Linked DNA regions of Homo sapiens: region 1 is linked to region 2. Evidence: read pairs that join two places in POLR2A ChIA-PET (ENCODE). Cell type or tissue: PC-9. All regions are shown on one strand. Each heading gives the region's core, and the rest is flanking DNA. Links, peaks and the distances in the headings are about the cores only.

What was found. Peaks named below come from ENCODE experiments on the same cell type or tissue, not always from the same donor. Only the 100,000 strongest peaks of a DNase experiment are listed, where the experiment ranks them.
Region 1: POLR2A ChIA-PET joins it to region 2 with 14 read pairs; 4 of 35 experiments call an interaction of 5 or more read pairs at or near these places.

Annotation. Positions count from the first base shown.
Region 1 is chr15:68,192,436-68,196,831 of GRCh38, forward strand. PIAS1 (protein inhibitor of activated STAT 1) reads left to right here. Exons shown (of 14, transcript NM_016166.3): 14 at 1-1,412. It overlaps CALML4 (calmodulin like 4), which reads right to left. Exons shown (of 5, transcript NM_033429.3): 5 at 1-1,677. The coding sequence ends at 1,580. Among named protein-coding and RNA genes, the nearest start is that of CALML4, 11 kb to the right of the region's middle. In PC-9, for the core only: no CTCF peak of the experiment used is centred there; no DNase peak of the experiment used is centred there.
Region 2 is chr15:68,137,362-68,141,687 of GRCh38, forward strand. The region is part of intron 2 of PIAS1 (protein inhibitor of activated STAT 1); the gene reads left to right. Among named protein-coding and RNA genes, the nearest start is that of CALML4, 66 kb to the right of the region's middle. In PC-9, for the core only: no CTCF peak of the experiment used is centred there; no DNase peak of the experiment used is centred there; H3K27ac peaks cover 963 bases.

The DNA.
Region 1 (4,396 bases), core at 287-4,286, 55 kb after region 2:
CCTACACTGTGTGGACCTGGGCTTCCCAGCCAGATGGTCACAACTTCACCTAGTTGGCATTTGGGCCATTTATTTACCCTCACCCCACAAAACTCTTTGGCTCCTAGGAATTCCTCCTCTCCTTGCAGTTATGCTTGGGGAAATGAGAGTCTCCTTCCTCAGGGCCTTGTTTGGGTCTGAAGCCACACAGCATCGTTGAGACAGTTGCACTAACACTACAACTCTTGTTCCCTGCAGTTTTCCCTGTGCCCGGTGCCTAGTGAAAGATTTGTGTCTTGTACATCCTCCCAAAAGACACATCCCATTTGATTTGGTTTTCTTCTACTTTAGCCACTGTGGTACTACTAGACAAAGCCACAGCCCAGAGAACCCACTTTTGATACATACATGGATGCAAATCTTTGTACTTGAAGCCCTGCACCCCTACCTGTGTTGGTGTGGTACTCCAGCCCTTTTAGGACTGTGCTGGCACTACGAATGATCCAGATTTGACAAGTGTATGGCACCTCTGAATCTCTGGCAGCACCAACCTGGCACCTTCTAGCTGTGTAACTCACTCAAAGCCACTCCAGCTGGATGGACTCCCAGAAAGCCTAGTGCTCCTACTACTGTTTTCCAGGGCTGTTGTACCCTGGCCATTGCTGGTTACATCCCCTTATTTCTCTCCGTAAGTCCTGGGGAGGTGGCTTAAGGCAATGACCAGTGTGGGCCACTTGAGCAGACCATCCCGGAACCTCTCTGCCTGTTAACAGAGCCCAGGGAACAGCTCGGAATTCTCACAGCATTGGAAGCCCCCTTCTTGAGCTCTGCAAGGCCAGTCAATTTAGCAGCTCACATCTGGTTTCCTTTGGTGTGGGGTGTAAAGTAGATCGCTCTTCCTGCTCTCAGCTGATGCTGCCTCATTGTAGCATGTGTTTTCACTCTAGTGTTTTCACTCTACACTCTGTGTTTATGAATGAATAGCCTGAGCTATGTCACTATATCTGTTGAGATGGAAATGAGAATTTGTAAATGGGCCTCTGGCACTGCAAGAATTGTTGTCATAAGTGTTACAGCTTTCTGTTCATTGCTGCTTCTCAGCTAGCACTGGCTTCATCTTGGAAAATCTTGGAAATATGGAAGATGGTTCTAGCCCCCAAATACAGAATAAGTCTCTTGGTAGATTGCCCTTAAGTCATCAGCTCAATCCTTCCTCAACAGGCTCCATGAGGTAAGAAGTGGGAATCCAGCTTGTGTGGGGGGGCTTTGAGGAGTGAAATGATTTGCCCAAAGTCACAGTGGGAAGCAGCAGAGCCAGGACTGGAACCCAGGCCAGACTCCAAACCGCAGGCTCCTTCCATGCTTGAAAGGGCCGGACTCACGGTAGTTAATAAAATCAATACAAATCTTTTATTAAAGATCTACTCATACCATGGCTGAAATCATCTATTATTGTTGCTAGTTAGCCTCTCTTCTATAGTTGGGTAATGTTGTCTTGCCACTGTGTTTGCCATCTCTCCCAAGTGAAAAGAACACTTTTTAAAAAAAATTAATTGCTCCAAGTTTTCAGGCCCAGGGGAGGCTCTCCCATTCTCCTCCTTCAATAGTCCCGTCCAGGAAGGGTGATCTTGTGGATAAATTCATCATACTTCACTTTGCCATTGGGTTCGATATCTGCTTCCCTGAAGAGATCATCCACTGCAATAAATCACATTTAATTTTTCAGTTTGGCTTTAGTGTTCCATTATAAAACAGTGAGTTTTTTGGGGACTGGAGCTCCCCTAAGGTCTTCCCTGAGCGTGCAGTTGACTATTCCTGTAGACCAGGAAGTAAACCAGTGAACAGAAAGGGACAACCCATCCCTGCACTCCTGAGACCCTTATTCCATTTTGAGCTAATCGGGCTTTCTGCAGGGGCAGGGAGTAGGGAGGTGTACTGGTAAGGATTCGGTCACTGATGCCACCGTGTGCTTTTTTTTTTTTTTTTTTAAAACAGTTTCGCTCTTGTTGCCCAGGCTGGAGTGCAGTGGCACAATCTCAGCTCACTGCAACCTCCGCCTCCCAGGTTCAAGCGATTCTCCTGCCTCAGGCTCCTGAGTAGCTGAGCTTACAGGCAAGTACCACCATGCCCGGCTAATTTTTGTATTTTTAGTAGAGACGGGGTTTCACCATGTTGGCCAGGCTGGTCTTGAACTCCTGACCTCAGGTGAGCCATCCACCTCAGCCTCCCAAAGTGCTGGGATTACAGGCATGAGCCACTGTGCCCGGCCCACCCTGTGCTTTTATTTTTATTTTTTCATGAAAATATGACCCCTGTGCCCATATTTCTAGAATCCTTTGGCCTGGAGTTTTTACCTTCCGCAGCTCAGCCTGCAAACAGAGCGAACATCCTCCACAGTCCCAGGCTTCGGCCTGCTCCTCACTTGCCTGCCTTTTCCCCTAAGCCGGTGCTCCTCACCACCTCTGCCCCCACCCCAAGAGAGGACTTAGTGACAAGCACTGTCTGCTACCATCACCTCTAAAAAAAAAAAAAAATGTTTGGGGGATGGGGTTTATATGAGAGAAAAATAAATCCAACTCTGTTGAGAGCTCACAGTATACAAAACAAAACTGCCATTGTTCTCCATCACTCCAAAAAAAAAAAAAAAATCACTTCATTTGCTTGTTTCTTCTGGTTCTGGATTCCTGGGATAAAATAATAGCTTGTCCCAGGCGTTGGCAAGAGCCATTTCAGCTTGTATTCTCCACAATGGCCTCTTGGGGTCAACCTACCATGGCTCTTTAGCCTGTCCTCATCTCACTGCCCTGTGTCAACTTCCCAGGCCTGGATACCTTCCACACACACACCTCCGGTCGTCAGTTAGAAAATATCCTGTGATTCTCTGCTTAACTATCCTTCTCGAAAGTATAATCACCATGCCTTGGCCTAAGCTGATAGTAGTTCTGAGTATTTATTGGGAGAATGTTGAGGACAGTATAATTCATCTCATTTTGTGGAGAAGTTTCCACAATCAGCCAGGTGGCTAAAACCATCCTGGGGGATAGGCCAACATCAGCTCCAGGGCCAGTCACTGCAGCCTCTTCCCATCTGGGCGAGGGACAGCACTTAGCCAGGTGCCAAGTCTGAGGACACCTGAGTAGAACAGCCTTTCACTCCATCTCACTTCAAAGACCCATAGAAAGCCAAAGTGCTAAAGTCAGCCCATCCCAGGCCTCAGGAGAAGGCTTCACCCACAGCCATTCCAAGGATGCTTTTTAAACTGAAAATTGTCTTTCGATCACCCAGAAAAAGGATTCCTGCTGCTGGTATCATTCTTCCCATCTCCCGTGGCAAGTGGGAGGGAAATCGGTGTCCCTGCTTGTCTGGAACACAGCAGTTTCTGTGAAACAGTCCTCTGCTGGTTATTAGAGATGTATGTGAGTCTGGGGCCATGGCATTGCTTAGGACAGAGATCATTAACCACAAAAAGAAGGCCCTGCTCCCTCTGCTGACTCCACCTGCTGTCTAGAGGGCCGGGCAGTGTCCTGGGGGGAGTCTGGGAGGGAAGGATGACCCATGTCTTCCCTATCCATGTGAAAACAGCCACGAGAGGTGAACCTGGAAAAGCTGGGTATGGAGACCCAGCCTGCTGTTGGGCGATTATTTATTTATGGAGATAAAGTCTCATTCTGTCACCCAAGCTGGAGTGTAGTGGCGCAAGCTCGGCTCACTGCAACCTCCGCCTCCCAGATTCAAGTGATCCTCCTGCCTCAGCCTCCCGAGTAGCTGGGGCTACAGGCGCCCGCCACCACGCCTGGCTAATTTTTGTATGTCAGGCAATTTTTAAACTCTGCAGCAATTTTTAAACTCTCTGCACTGTGCCTTAATGGCAGTAGCTAAAATCTGAGCAGAGTGATTTGTAGAGTGGTAGCTCAGAGGGACCTGAGGGGTCACCTACTGTACCCTCATTTCCAGCAAGGAAAGCGAGGTGGGAGAAAGGTCTCCTGGCACCCAGGATTCAAACCACAGCCTCAAAGCTCTCCTCCAGTGGTTTATTGTGATTTAACCAGAGACGGAAAGTCCGTCATATTGAAGCCTCTTTCCAGCACCCACTTGTGGCCAAGCCCAGCTCTCCTGTCCAAACCACAGGCAAGCAGGGCAGCCTACCTAGAAACCCCAGGCTCTAAGGTCGGGGTCCCTGGCCTCGGGCAGAGGCAGAGCTGGCTGGCTGGCTGCTGCGAACATGGCAGGGCTAGGCAGGAGGGTCCGCAGGCTGGAAGAACAAAGGCTGTAAATGGCCTTGGCGTGGGGATCCCCTTGACAGTGTACAAAGGGCTTTCCTAGAAGACCCCAGGCCTCGTCCTGCTCTGAGGCAGGACAGCCTGCTAGGCTGCAGGAAGGTGCAAAGCAAAGACCCCTTTCTCGTGGGGCTCTGGAA
Region 2 (4,326 bases), core at 1-4,000:
ATTGAAAATGTAATAAGGGTAATTTTTTTAAAGCAAGCTTTCATATTGTATCTATAGTTTGATATGAGAATGACTGGAAGGAAATAGATAAAAGTCATAAGCAGTTACAATAAGAGGATAATAGGTAATTCTTTTCCGATTTTCTGTGATCCAGTGTAATGCAAGGCTGCACTGGTAGGAGTACAGCACCGAGATCAAGAGAGCTAATAAACCTATGTTATGAGAGGAACACGGACTTTGGAGGCAGGAGATGTACAGATTGAGTTCCAGTTCTGAGTTTTCTACTTACAAATTTGAAGGCTTGACAAGTTAGTAATTACTCTGAACCTCAATTTCTTCATCTGAAAAATGGTCTGATAACATTGTCTTCATGATTATTGTATGGATTAACTACTAGAAAGTAGTTAATGAAAGTAGTGTTCTACTGACATCACATCTGGAAGAATATATCAATCAACTTAGAAGCAACCTTAGATCTCAATGGCTAACAACTATTAGAAACAACTAAAGAAGATTTGGGCATGTAATCCCAGGACTTTGGGAGGCCAAGGTGGGAGGATTCTTGAGGCCAGGCATTCCAGTTCAGCCTGGGCAACACAGCAATACCTCATCTCTACAAAATAAAAAATAAAAAAAATTAGTCGGGCATGGTGGCACCCACTATTGTAGTGCCAGCTACTGTAGAGACTGAGGCAGGAGGATTGCTTGAGCACAGGAGTTTGAGGCTGCAGTGAGCTATGATCATGCCACTGCACTCTAGCGTGGGAACAGGGCAAGACCCTGTCTCTAAAAAAGAAAGAAAAAATAACCAAAGAAATAAAGCTTCTTTCCCACTTATGTTATTTAACTAGCTGTAGACTGTGACTCTGCTATATGTTTTGTTTGCTCTGGGATCAAGGCAGAGGGGAAACAAAGACAGTAAAGCCTTAGGTGCCTCTTGAACTGCTTGAAAGTGGTACACTACCACTCCTATTTCATTGACCAAGGGTAATGTCCATGGCCCTGAACATTATCCTCCCATTGGGATAGGCCAATACAGAAGGGCAACACATATTTTGAACAAATGATATGTGCTGTGACAGTGCTGTCCAGTTCTGTCACTTTATTTATTTATTTATGAATGAATGAATGAGACGGAGTTTCACTCTTGTTGCCCAGGCTGGAGTGCAGTGCGGCGATCTCGGCTCACTGCAACCTCTGCCTCCCAGGTTCAAACTATTCTCCTGCCTCAGCCTCCCAGGTAGCTGGGATTACAGGCGCATGCCACCACACCTGGCTAATGTTTGTATTTTTGGTAGAGACAGGGTTTCACCATGTTGGCCTGGCTGGTCTTGAACTCCTGACCTCAGATGATCTGCCCGCCTCAGTCTCCCAAAGTGCTGGGATTACAGGCGTGAGCCACCATGCCCAGCCAGTTCTGTCACTTTAATAAGGGTGTAACAACCTGGGGTACGTCTGGAGGAGGAAGATTTGGACAGTGAGTAATTCTGAAATCTTTACTAAAATACAGTGGGAAGAGTCATTGGAAAGGGAGGGGCATATTAAGTCTCTTCAAATATTTGAAGAATGGCTGTCACTGGATGGTGAGATTAGTTCAGTGCTGTGTGGCATCAGTGGGTGGAAGTTACGGCCTCATATATTTTGACTCAGTATAGTGGTAAGGAGAAAAGTGAGAAGAAAAGGAAATTATTGGTTGTTTTCAATATGTTACTCATTTACATTCTTCAAAATAATCCTAACAGAGCGTGTATGTTTCTGTGTTTAAATATTGGAAGAAAGACTCAGAGTGAATGAATACCCAAGGTCACATGGCACGTAAGTGGCAAAACCGGTTTGGAATCCAGGTCTGTGTAATCTTGTCCCTTTCTACAATATTCTACTACTCTCTGTTGGGCTGCAAGCATTTTTACAATTAAACTGTTCATCACCAGTCATCATCTGCCTGACAAAGTAAAGGCCACATCTCACACATGTCTAAAAGGGTTCAAACAGAGAATGAATGGAAAGGTTGAAAGGAAGGTTGAACTCTAGATCAATGATCTGCAAACTTATTTGATCATAAGTACCTCTTAGCAAAGTACTTGTACATACTATATATGTAGCTTATACATAAACTATTGTACTCATATGTTGTAAAGCATATAGGACATTCCCAGTACAAAGAAATGGTAAACATTTGGGATGATGTGTGTGCTAATTCCCTTGATCTGATCGCTATATACTGTATGTGTCAAAACATCACCGTGAACCCCATTAATATGTATAATTATTATTTGTCAGTTAATTTTTTTAACCTATAGGAAAAATAAGAGTTTAAAAAGATTAAGATTTTATATAACATTTTAGTTTTTTTATAAATTAGATTTCAGGTTTTATGTAAAATCTCATCTTTATAAAACTTTGTTTTGCAGATAGATACTTTTTTCTGTATCCCTGTGGATTGTCTTTTGTACCCATGGAAATGTATACCCCCAACATTGGAGGTCATTGTTTTGGATGATTTTGTAAGACTCATTTCAGTATGAAGATTCTGTAATTCTTTTTGTCCAGAATTTTTTTGAAAGGGCTAATGGTAGCTTACTTCACTTTCAGAAAGGTTTTTAAATAGTTTTATCTAAAACCAAAACTATAGACTTCACTGTCATTTGTAACAGCAATTAAGCCCAAAAACTACAAAGTGTGAAAGGTGCTATTCTAGATAAACAGTAGCAACCCCATGAGCATTACAATGTATATATAAATGGAGATGGAAGTGTAGGGGCTATTATTAAGTAAGAAACCTGATTTTTATTTGTGACATAAGAAATAGCCTTGTTATTTTAGTTATATCTTCTCTTTCTAAACCTATATATATCCAAAACTTACTGTAGTCATATATTCTAAAATGCATCTGAAATTTTGCCTAGAGAGTAATATGAATTTTTGGACTTGAGAAATTATTTTAGCACTTTTTAAAAATAGAGCCAACGATTTAAATTAGGCTAAGTCTACTGGACTAAAATCTTGATAGAGATACATCCTCTAAGAAGCAAAGAAGTTAGTTACTTGCATTGCCTGACAGAGGGAAATGTTAGCTGGTTTTCTACATTCTGGGCCTTAGTTATTGGCATTGCCAGGTTGATGTTTCACAATTAAGACAACTTTTTCTGTTAGTGACTGCTCCTTGGTGATAGATTCTTTAAGAAAAAGCCATCCTAGAACACATAAAGCAGAAAGCAAACCTAGCCTTTTAAAGATACTGTTAATGTTGAGATAGAATTCTAGATCAACAAGTGCTCTTTTCTATTTCTTTCTCTTAATGATACGTTTGGTATCGACTTTTTGCGTGACATATTGCAGTTTGGTTGGAAGTTGTAAAGGAAGTGTTTCTTGCAAGTATGATCAAACTCAGTTTAAGCAAGAGATTGAAACAGCCAACTTCAGCTGCTTATTCAGCACAGGCCTTAAGTGCCCCAGAAGCCGATAGTTTCTTAATAATAACTCTTAGTGATCATTTTCTTCTAGAAAATTACCCTGGAAAAGTAGTATAAATAGTTTAATCTGCTATTTCTTAAAATTTTGTATTCCTTTACTCATTCAACAAATAAATAGTATTCAGTGCTTCTTTGTGCCAAGCACTGAGGGCTCATTAGTGAGCAAAAGGGATATTAACCACTGTTTTAAAAAAAAAATGTATCTAACATGTACTAAAAGCCAATGGATGTGGTGATGCATGCCTATAGTCCTACCTACTTAGAAGGGTGAGGCAGGAGGATCACTTTGAGCCCAGGGGTTTGAGTTTGTGCTATAATGGTGCCACTGTACTCCAGCCTGGGCAACAGAGCAAGACCCTGTCTCTTAAAAAAGCAAACAAAAAGCCTTTAATGGAACTATTGTTGCTCATAACGGCATACTTTAGAACCCCTGGTCTAGTCTGACTGTGCTTACCTACCTGCTTGCATGCGTTTCTCTTTCTTCCCACCTCTCTTCCCCTCCCTTCCTTCCTTTCTTAATTCTCTTCTGTTTTTTACAACTCTTTTCCTTCTTTGAGTTAGTGACAATAAGCAAATTTTGAACTCATCTAAGATTAGGAGAAAAACTGTATGTGATATTTATTGTATAAAACTTGCATGGTAGAGTTAAACAGGAGATGATAAAATTCTTAATTTACTTTATAAACCAAATGTCATCTCACCTGTCTAGCTCTCAAGGTGGGTATGTTTGTTACTTCTTCCAGAAACCATGTCTCTTTAAATGGGTTTATATCATTCTATTTTAAATAAAATTCGTATGTTTTTATACAAGTGTGCTCTTTAGATGCAAACATTTATATGATTAGATAAATTT